2 separate regions of the Homo sapiens genome follow, and region 1 is linked to region 2. Evidence: read pairs that join two places in POLR2A ChIA-PET (ENCODE). Cell type or tissue: K562. All regions are shown on one strand. Each heading gives the region's core, and the rest is flanking DNA. Links, peaks and the distances in the headings are about the cores only. Region 1 overlaps AGBL2 (AGBL carboxypeptidase 2). Region 2 has its middle 36 kb from the start of PTPRJ.

Evidence for each region. ChIA-PET counts read pairs that join two places held together with the same protein. Peaks named below come from ENCODE experiments on the same cell type or tissue, not always from the same donor. Only the 100,000 strongest peaks of a DNase experiment are listed, where the experiment ranks them.
Region 1: POLR2A ChIA-PET joins it to region 2 with 6 read pairs; 2 of 35 experiments call an interaction of 5 or more read pairs at or near these places.

What each region holds. Positions count from the first base shown.
Region 1 is chr11:47,676,782-47,682,155 of GRCh38, reverse strand. AGBL2 (AGBL carboxypeptidase 2) reads left to right here. Exons shown (of 19, transcript NM_024783.4): 12 at 61-187; 13 at 2,083-2,183; 14 at 4,755-4,885. Among named protein-coding and RNA genes, the nearest start is that of AGBL2, 36 kb to the left of the region's middle. RefSeq lists a silencer at 1,725-2,019. In K562, for the core only: no CTCF peak of the experiment used is centred there; no DNase peak of the experiment used is centred there.
Region 2 is chr11:47,941,874-47,947,247 of GRCh38, reverse strand. No RefSeq gene overlaps it. Among named protein-coding and RNA genes, the nearest start is that of PTPRJ, 36 kb to the left of the region's middle. RefSeq lists enhancers at 1-731, 2,997-3,291 and a silencer at 567-732. In K562, for the core only: no CTCF peak of the experiment used is centred there; DNase peaks (open chromatin) are centred at 3,147 and 3,467; H3K4me3 peaks cover 767 bases.

The sequences.
Region 1 (5,374 bases), core at 231-5,230, 270 kb after region 2:
ATCTTAGATATTTTACATTTGCTGATTTATGATTAACAGAAAATTTGGATTTCTTTTTAGTTCTCTTTTCACAGTTGTAATTTTAAGGTCCAAAAATGCAAAGAAGGAACAGGACGAGTTGTTATGTGGCGGATGGGAATCCTAAACAGCTACACCATGGAGTCTACCTTTGGCGGGTCCACCCTGGGTACATTCTCTTTTGTATATCATAGGCCAGCATAGGAAGGGAAATCCAAGCAAAGCATCAGGGAGATAAAATGCCTTTGAATGCTGGGGAGATAACTGATCTAGAGGATTTCTTTGTCTAGACTTATGCTAAATTTGAGTGCCCAACATATGAATGTGAAATATATTTGATGAGGCAGTATGGCATAGTGGTTGCTAAAGACCTGGAATCAGGCCAGGCGCAGTGGCTCACGCCTGTAATCCCAGCACTTTGGGAGGCCAAGGCGGGCAGATCACGAGGTCAGGAGATCAAGACCAGCGTGACCAACATGGTGAAACCCCATCTCTACTAAAAATTAGCTGGGCGTGGTGGCACGTGCCGGTAGTCCCAGCTACTCTGGAGGTTGAGGCAGGAGAATCGCTTGAACCCGGGAGGTGAAGGTTGCAGTGAGCCAAGATCGTGCCATTGCACTCCAGCTTGGGTGACAGAGCGAGACTCTGTCTCAAAACAAACAAACAAACAAACAAAAAACCTGGAATCAGGCAGATAGGGGGTTGAATTTCAGCTGCATTAACAAGTTTTGTGTTCTTGGGTAAATTATCTGGCCTTTTTGAACTTCATTTTTTCTTTCTTTTTTTAATTTTTATTTATTTTGTTTTTTTGAGACAGGGTTTCTTTCACCCAGGCTAGAGTGTAGTGGCATGATCATGGCTCTCTGCATTCTCAACCTCCCAGGCTCAAGCGATTCTCCCACCTTAGCCCGTCGTGTAGCTGGGACTATAGGTGCATGTCACCATGCCTGGCTAATTTTTTTATTTTTTTTGTAGAGACAGGGTCTCCTTATGTTGCTCAAGCTGGCCTCAAACTCCCTGGCTCAAGCAATCCTCCTGCCTCGGCCTCTCAAAGTACTGGGATGGCAGGCATGAACCACCATGCCCAGCCTCATTTTCCTTTTACTGCAATAATAATAGTACTTGCATTGTAGGTACTGCTTAGTGAGATGGTGCATGGAGTGCACTTCCCATAGTGCCTAACATGAAGTAAAAACCCCAGTAATTAGAACCATCATGATTATAATTTTTTCATTGCCAAAGATTCTTCTGAACCAAACTAAAACTAGGAGAGCTACACTCTCCTGAAGCATAATATTCTAGAATAAGAGGTGTTTTGTTTTGTTTTGTTTTGTTTTGTTTTGTTTTGTTTCAGGGTCTCCCTCTGTTACCCAGGCTGGAGTGCAGTGGCGCAATCCCAGCTCACTGAAACCTCGCCTCCCTGGCTCAGGCGATCCTCCCACCTTAGCCTCCAACCTCAGCCTCCTGAGTAGCTGGGACTATAGGCACATGCCACAACGTCAGGCTAATTTTTGTATTTTTTGTAGAGACAAGGTCTCACCATGTTGCCCAGGCTAGTCTCGAACTCCTAGGCTCAAGTGAAGGGCCTGCCTTGGTCTCTCAAAGTGCTGGGATTATAGGCATGAGCCACTGTGCCTGGCCAGTGGTGGTATTTTTTTATTTTTTATTTTTATTTTTTTGAGACAGTCTTGCTGTGTCATCCAGGCTGGAGTGCAGTGGCACGATCTCAGCTCATTGCAAGCTCCACCTCCCGGATTCACGCCATTCTCCTGCCTCAGCCTCCTGAGGAGATAGGACTACAGGCTACAGGCGCCCACCACCACGCCCGGCTAATTTTCTTTGTATTTTTTAGTAGAGACGAGCTTTCACCATGTTAGCCAGGATGGTCTCAATCTCCTGACCTCGTGATCTGCCTGCCTTGGCCTCCCAAAGTGCTGGGATTACAGGCGTAAACCACCCCGCCTGGCCAGTGGTGGTATTTTTAAAAAGATAATCATAAATTAGATTTACATTCAGTCACTAAGATTTAATTGGAAATGTTTGCGGGGTTTTTTTTTTTTCCAGGTAATAAAAGAGACACCCACTTTACCATCGAAGATCTGAAGTCCTTAGGTTATCATGTCTGTGACACCCTTCTGGACTTTTGTGATCCTGACCAAATGAAGGTAAAAATGGGGTTTCAAGAAATGTGATGAAGGCCAGGCATGGTGGCTCACACCTGTAATCCTAGCACTTTGGGAGGCTGAAGTGGGTGGATTGCCTGAGCTCAGGAGTTCAAGACCAGCCTGGGCAACATGGCAAAACCCTCTCTCTACTAAAAATACAAAAAATTAGCTGGTCGTGGTGGCATGTGCCTGTAATCCCAGCTCTCGGGAGGCTGAGGCAGGAGAATCACTTGAACCTAGGAGGCGGAGGTTGCACTGAGTCGAGATCACACCACTGCACTCCAGCCTGGGGGACAGAGCGAGACTCAAAAAAAAAAAAAAGAAATGTGATGATGATGCTGTGGTCAGTTTCACATGGGTCCAAAGTGAGCCCAGTGGAATTATAGGCAATCTTTATTTTCCTCTTACTAGTTTTCTGAAGTTTTTATAATAAAAGAAAATAAGAAAGCCCCCAGACTGCATACTGTCTACAAATGGTAAGACCTCATAATTCACCAAGAAGATGGAGACAGTCCTTTGGAACACCTCTCCCTCACTTCTGGACTTAACCTATGGCAACACCTATTCTTTTTTTTTTCTTTTGAGACAGGATCTGACTCTGTTACCCAGGCTGAAGTGCAATGGGGTGATCACGGCTCATTGCAGCCTCAACACCTTAGCCTCCCAAGTAGTTGAGACCACAAGTATGCACCACCACACACAGCTAATTTTTAAGCTTTTATAGAGACAGGGTTTTTCCGTTCCCAGGCTGGTCTCCAGCTCCTGGGCTCGTGATCCTCCTGCCTCAGCCTCTCAAAGTGCTGGGATTACAAGCATGAGCCACTGTGCCCAGCTACAACACTAATTATCTTTCCTTTTATTTTAGAAAATCAGGTGTCTTTTCTTTTTTTTTTTTTTTTTTTTTTTTTTTTTTTGAGACAGGGTCTCCATCTGTCGCCCAGGCTGGAGTGCAGTGGCGCGAACTTGGCTCACTGCAATCTCCACCTCCCAGGATCATGCAATTCTCCTGCCTCAGTCTACTGAGTAGCTGGGATTACAGGCGTGCACCACCACGTCCGGCTAATTTTTGTATTTTTTAGTACAGATGGGGTTTCACCATATTGGTCAGGCTGGTCTGGAACTCCTGACCTCAGGTAATCTGCCCGCCTCAGCCTCCCAAACTGCTGGGATTATAGGCGCGAGCCACTGTGCCCAGCCAGGTGTCTTTTCTCTTCTCCAAAGTTAGCCCTGCTCTGTGTACACTTGTTGACTTCCCCTATGGCCTTTCTGAGGTCTTGCCTCATTAATTATGTCTTCCCAAACAAACAAACAAACAAAAAACTAATAATAATCATCATCAGGCCGGGTGCAGTGGCTCACACCTCTAATCCCAGCACTTTGGGAGGCTAAGGCTGGCAAATCACAAGGTCAGGAGTTCGAGACCAGCCTGACCAACACGGTGAAACCCCCATCTCTACTAAAAATACAAAAATTTAGCCAGGCGTGGTGGCAAGCGCCTGTAATCCCAGCTGCTCGGGAGGCTGAGGCAGGAGAAACACTTGAACCTGGGAGGCAGAGGTTGCAGTGAGCAGAGATCATGCCACTACACTCCAGCCTGGGTGACAGAGCAAGACTCCGTCTCAAAAAAAATAAAATAATAAAATAAAATAAAATAAAATAAAATAAAATAAAATAAAATAAAATAGAGTATTGCATTGTTGAAGAAGTTGGCAGCCAGGCATGATGGCTCACGCCTGTAATCCCAGCACTTTGGGAGGCCAAGGCGGGCAGATCACGAGGTCAGGAGTTCGAGACCATCCTGGCCAACGTGGTGAAACCCCATCTCTACTAAAAATACAAAAATTAGCTGGGCGTGGTGGTGTGCGCCTGTAGTCCCAGCTACTCAGGAGGCTGAGGCAGGAGAATGGCTTGAACCCAGGGGGCGGAGGTTGCAGTGAGCCAAGATCACGCCACTGTACTCCAGCCTGGAGACAGAGCAAGACTCTGTCTCAAAAAAAAATAAAAAAGAAGAAGTTGGCTCTAGTCAGAGAAAAGTGGCTAGAGCAGTGCTCACTGATGTTCTGCCCTAAAAAAATTTCTATTTGTTCCTCCCGCTCATGTAATTTTCTGTTAACATGTCCTTACTAGCAGGGGTGCAGGTTATTCATCTTTGTGTTCCCAGCAATAAATAAAATGCCTTTCAGCATATACTTAGTAAATATTTGATGAATAAATAAAATGGGCCAGGCATGATGGCTCACGCCTGTAATCCCAGCACTTTGGGAAGCTGAGGCAGGTGGATCACCTGAGGTCGGGAGTTCAAAACCAGCCTGACCAATATGGTGAAACCCTGTTTCTACTAAAAATACAAAATTAGCTGAGTGTGGTGGGGCATGCCTGTAATCCCAGCTACTTGGGAGGCTGAGGCAGGAGAATCGCTTGAACCCAGGAGACAGAGGTTGCAGTGAGCCAAGATAGTGCCATTGTACTCCAGCCTGGGCAACAAGAGTCAAACTCCGTCTCAAAAATAATAATAATAAATAAATAAAATAAAATGAATTAACAAAATAGTTCTTTTTTTCACTTTCATAGTTCACTCAGTGTCTAGCAGAGCTTAAGGAGCTTTTACGACAGGAAATCCACAAGAAATTCCATGAACTTGGACAAGATGTAGATTTAGAAGGAAGTTGGAGTGACATCTCTTTGTCTGACATTGAATCCAGGTAACAAAGAAAAAACAGAGTTTTGTTTTTTTTTAAATACTTTGTTGTTAACCTGGGTGATATAGTGAGATGTTGTCTCTACAAAAAATACAAAAATTAGCTGGGCTTGGTGATCTATGCCTGTAGTCCCAGACACTGGGGAGGCTGAGGTGGGAGGATCACCTGAGCCCAGGAAGTTAAGGCTACAGTGAGCCAAGATCATGCCACTGCACTCCAGCATGGGCGACAGGCTCAGAAACAAAAAACAAAACAAAAGAGTGAATATTCTTTGCCAGCCTCTGTTTTAGCCATTAGAAAGGAGTAGGGAGTTGGGCAGGCAGTTTGTGTAGGGCCTTGTAGGGAACTGCAAAGCCTTTGCCTTTCACTCCAACGGAGATGGAAAGCCTTTGGAAGGTTTTGAGTAGAGAAATATCATGGTTTGACAGGTTTTAGTTTCTTTTTTTTTTTTTTTTTTTTTGAGATGGAGGCTCGCTCTGTCGCCCAGGCTGC
Region 2 (5,374 bases), core at 189-5,188:
ATTCATCCACCGATGGTGTGCGGTTAAGACCTGGCGCCAGACATTTCCCCCAAAAAGGCAGGAACCTGCCACTGCGAAGAGATGAGGATTGAGCCTCCCTCCTGGGCCCAGGAGTAGTGACTCAGCAGGAAGCCAGCCAAGGCCTGAGTCACTCCCTCCCCTACAACCACACCCGGGGTTTTCCTTAAGGGCTTGGAAAGTTCACTGGGAGCTGGAGGTATAAATCTTTGGTACCTGGGTCTACCCAGGCTAATGAAATCATTTATTTAATGATTTAATAGCTTAGTGTTTAAGAGCACAAACTCTGCCTTCCTCAGCAGCTACCTCTGCCTCTTATGCAACCTGGAGCAAGTTTCTTATCATCTCTGGTCACAATTTGCCCATCTGTAAATGGGAACAATAATAGTATCTCCCTCCTAGGAGTGAGAAAACTTAGAATAGTATGTGGCATGTCCATGGGGTTCCTCTAACACACCTGGTCTCACTTTAAGGCCTTTGCATTTGTTGTTTTCTTTTCCCTCCCTTCTCTCTCTCTCTTTTTTTAAGGCACAATCTCACTTTGTCACCCAGGATAGAGTGCAGTGGTGCCATCTCGGCTCACTGCAACCTCTGCTTCCCAGGTTCAAGCAATTCTGCCTCAGCCTCCCAGTAGCTGGGATTACAGGCATACACCACCATGCCTGGCTAATTTTTGTATTTTTGGTAGAGACGGGGTTTCGCCATGTTGGCCAGGCTGGTCTCAAACTCCTGACCTCAGGTGATCCACCCACCTCGACCTCCCAAAGTTCTGGGCTGCAGGTGTGAGCCACCGCGCCTAGCCGCCACATTTGTTGTTTTCTATGCTTAGAATGCTTTTGCCTCAGACAGCCACATGGCCAGCTCTCGCACCTAATTCAGGTATTTACTAAATATTAATCTTCCCAGTGAAGCCTACAATGGCCAACCCTTCTAACTGCTCCTCCTCCAATACTCTTTAACCCCTTTCCCACTTTTCCTCCTTAGCACTTATCACCATCTAGCATGTATCTTCTCTATTGATCTCTCCCCAACCACAATGGATTTTAAGTTCCATTGTTGTCTGTTTTCTTCATTGCTGTATTCCCAAGACCTAGAAAAGTGCCAGCACATAGCAGTTCTCAATATACATATAGGGGGCCAGGCAGGGTGGCTCACTGCCTGTTATTCCAGCACTTTGGGGCTGAGGAGGGAAAATCGCTTCAGCTCAGGAGTTGAAGACCCACCTGGGCAACGTAGTGAGACCCTGTCTCTACAAAATAAAAAAATACAAAAATTAGCCAGGCGTAGGGGTGTCTGCCTATAGTCCCAGCTACTCGGGAGGCTGAGGCATGAGGATTGCTCGAGCTCAGGAGGTCGAGGCTACAGTAAGCCTTGATCATAATGACTATACTCCAGCCTAGGCCACAGAGCGAGAGACCCAGTCTCAAAAAAAAAAAAAAAAAAAAAAAAGACTGGGTTCAGTGGCTTACATCTTTAATCCTACCACTTCAGAAGACTAAGGCAGGAGAACCACTTGAGCTCAGGAGTTTGAGACCTGCCTGGGCAAGATAGTGAAAATCTGTCTCTACTAAAAAAAAAAAAGGCCGGGAGCAGTGGCTCACGCCTGTAATGCCAACACTTTGGGAGGCCGAGGCGGGCGGATCACCTGAGGTCAGGAGTTGGAGACCAGCCTGACCAACATGGTGAAACCCCGTCTCTACTAAAAATACAAAAATTAGTCGGGCGTGATGGCACATACCAGTAGTCCCAGCTATTCAGGAGGCTGAAGCAGGAGAATCACTTGAACTCAGGAGGTAGAGGTTGCCGTGAGCTAAAATTGTGCCACTGCACTCCAGCCTGGGTGGGCAACAAAGCAAGACTCCGTCTCCAAAAATGAAAAACTTAAAAAAAAAAACCCTCAGCCTGGCCAACATGGTGAAACCCTGTCTCTACCAAACAATCCAAAAATTAGCCAGGTGTGGTGGCATGCGCCTATAGTCCCAGCTACTTGGGAGGCCGAGGCAAGAGAATTGCTTGAACCCAGGAGGCAGAGGTTGCAGTGAGCCAAGACTGCGCCACTGCACTCCAGCCTGACCGACAGAGTAAGACTCTGTCTCACAAAAAAAAAAAATTAGTCAAGTATGGTTGCACACGCTTGTAGTTCCTGCTATCCTGCTATTCGGGAGTCCGAGGTGGGAGAATCACTTGAGCCCCAGCAAAACAAAACAACCAACCAACTATATGTGTGTGTGTGTTTGTGTGTGTGTGTGTGTACATACACCTATGTGGAATGAATGGAAATGAATGTCAACTTATTCACCATTTTTTTTTAGGCAGATGGCCAATAAATACTGTATGTGAATCAACAGACAGTGGTGAGAACCAAGGAAGTTTTCAACCCCCACCTAAAGGCATTTAAATTCAAATTTAAAAGAGAACTTAATTTAGATTCAAAAGATAACCAGCCAACCACCTCTCTAGGCTGCATTCCCTGGTTCCAGTCTGTAACTGTAAATTTCTCTTATCTCCCACTTGATCTTTCTGATTTTAAAATATCCAAATATTAATATGATTCAGAGCCCTTTATTCTTCTGAAAATGTTTTTCCTCCATGAGGGCACTACCATGACATCAAGACCCCAGGTGGCTTCACAGGTTCAACAGTCAGTTCCAATCCTTACTAGCTGCTCTATTCTGGGCTAATGTGCTGCCCTTTTAATTCCTCCAAGATTCAGCTGGGGGTAACTCACCAGTGCCTTCCCAAAGCCTAGCAGAGCTCCTGACACAAGGGAATGAGTGAGGGAGTGAATGAAAACGTGATGGCTCAGAGGAGGCAGTCACAAGGGCCCACGGTATCTTCTTAGTCTCCATTATTGAATCTTAGTCTCCATTATTTAATCTCCAGTAACCTCCTAGGGAGGAACCACTGTCCAGTTGGAATCTCCCTCCAGGAATACTATTTCTCCCTGACTCCCCAAGGGTGAAGGTCTGCTAAAAAGACACCCAATTCACATCACTAAAAAGAACTCCTAGCGCAGTCCGCTGCAACTGCGAGATTGGGGTGACCCCACCCTCGTCCTCAAAGACAATGGGCGGGGATTTGCCCTGAGTTCTCAGAAAGGCCCTCCTGGTGACTTTTCCAAACAAAGCCAGGCAGCTCCAAAAGTAGGGAGGCTTCAGTCCTAGACACGGAAATCGCCGGGACTCCTCCCACCCTCCCCACCTCCGCCACGTGGCATTTTCTCATTAAAAGAGAAGGAATTAAGTCCCCGTGTCACACCCCGCCCCCCCCCCCACACACACACATAGATGGAGAAATGGAGCCTACATGGCTTTAAATTAGAATTTTCACCAGCTGTGTGGCCTTGGAGTTCTCTGAGCCTGTGTCTTTTCAGCTGTGAAAAAGCAAGAATAATGGAGTGACCTAATTGGTTGCTGGGAAAACTAAATGCAAACCACGCCTTCTCCTGACTTGGCCCACCCCCACCCTTAGCCTGTCCCCCTCCCTCTCTCTGTCTTCCCCCCACCCCCTCCCACCTATAATAATTGCCATTATTAGCCGAGCGGGTGGCTCACGCCTGTAAGCCCAGCACTTTGGGAGGCCGAGGCGGGTGGATCACCTGAGGTCGGGAGTTCGAGACCAGCCTGACCAACATGGAGAAACCCCGTCTCTACTAAAAATATAAAATTAGCCGGGCATGGTGGCGCATGCCTGTAATCCCAGCTACTCGGGAGGCTGAGGCAGGAGAATCGCTTGAACCCGGGAGGCGGAGGTTGCAGTGAGTGGAGATCACGCCATTGCACTCCAGCCTGGGCAACGATAGCGAAACTCCGACTCTAAAAGAAAATAGTAATACTAATAATAATTGCCATTATTATTGTTATTAGGGTTACTCCAGTGAATGTGAAACCAAGACAGCCAGCCCCACGCCAGCTCTCAGTACCCACCGCCACCCTGCCTCTTAAAGCAAAGAACTTGGAAAAGCAAATTCACTGTAACAGATGCGTGTCTGTGCAGCTTCACTGAGATTTCAGCAGACCCCGTGTGTGTGTGTGTGTGTGTGTGTGTGTGTGTGTGTGTGTGTGTGTGTGTTAAACAGGTCTCACTGTGTTGTCCAGGCTGGAGTACAGTGACGTGATCTCAACTCACTGCAACCTCCGCCTCCCAGGTTCAAGTGAGTCTCCTGCCTCAGCCTCCCAAGTAGCTGGGATTACAGGTGCCCGCCACCACGACTGGCTAATTTTTGTATTTTTAGTAGAGACAGGGTTTCACCATGTTGGCCCAGGCTGGTCTCAAATTCCTGAACTCAAGTGATCCGCCCGTCTCAGCCTCTCAAAATGCTGGGATTACAGGCTTGAGCCACCGCGTTCGGCCATAATTATCCTTTTTTAAAAAAGTAATTTTGTTTTGTTGAGCCCAGATCTTTCTCTATCACCCAGGCTGGAGTGCAGTGGCATGATCACGGCTCACTGCAGCCTCAATCTTCCCAGCTCAAGTGACCTCAGCCTACAGGTGTGCTCGCGCCATCACACTCAGCTAATTTTTTTCTTTTTTGTGGAGATGAAGTGTCACTATGTTGCCCAGGCTGGTCTCAAACTCCTGGGCTCAAGCAATTTTCCCTCCTCAGCCTCCCAAAGTGCTGGGATTACAGGCATGAACCACCTTGCCTGGCCATAATCATCATTTTTATAGAAACCTTACATGATCACAGCTCATTGACGAAGGAGTGAATATTTTTAGGCAATTTCTGCCAGAAACAACGGTGTGAAGACATCACAGGAATCACCTGACAGTCCTGCAACCTTGAACACATCACTCATCCTTCTGCTGACCCCAGTGGTAGGTTTCACAATCTGTTTGCTCCTCTGTCCCTCCCACTAACTAACCTGCCAGCACCAAGGGCTGAGATGAGTTTTGCTCCTGCATGCAGTTCCTGATCCTCGGTGTCTAGCACCCAACGGTGCTGAATAAATACCGCTTGGCTGTAAGTGTGAACAAAGGCCATCTAGAGAGGTTTTCTCTTGCCTCTCCATCCCTCCCCATCTGGGGATGGGGAGGAGTAGGGCAGAGCTTCCCACTTTCTTCTTGTTCCCCTCCTGCCCATGGGGTCTTGAGAACTGGGCATCTGGCCCTCTGTAGCCTGACAGTTCTTCCTCTTTCTCTTTGTCATTGACAATACAGTCTTTGACCACTAAACATGAAGTGGCTCCGAGGGTAGTGAATCTAGGACAGAGGGATCTGGAGGTCCAGAGGCTGCTTTAGAATACAAGCTTTGCTGCTAACCTGCTGTGCGATCTCAGGCAAGCAACCACATCTCTAACCTGCAAAGACAGAAAACCAACATTCATTGTATGCTTATAAGGTGTTTAGGCAGGCA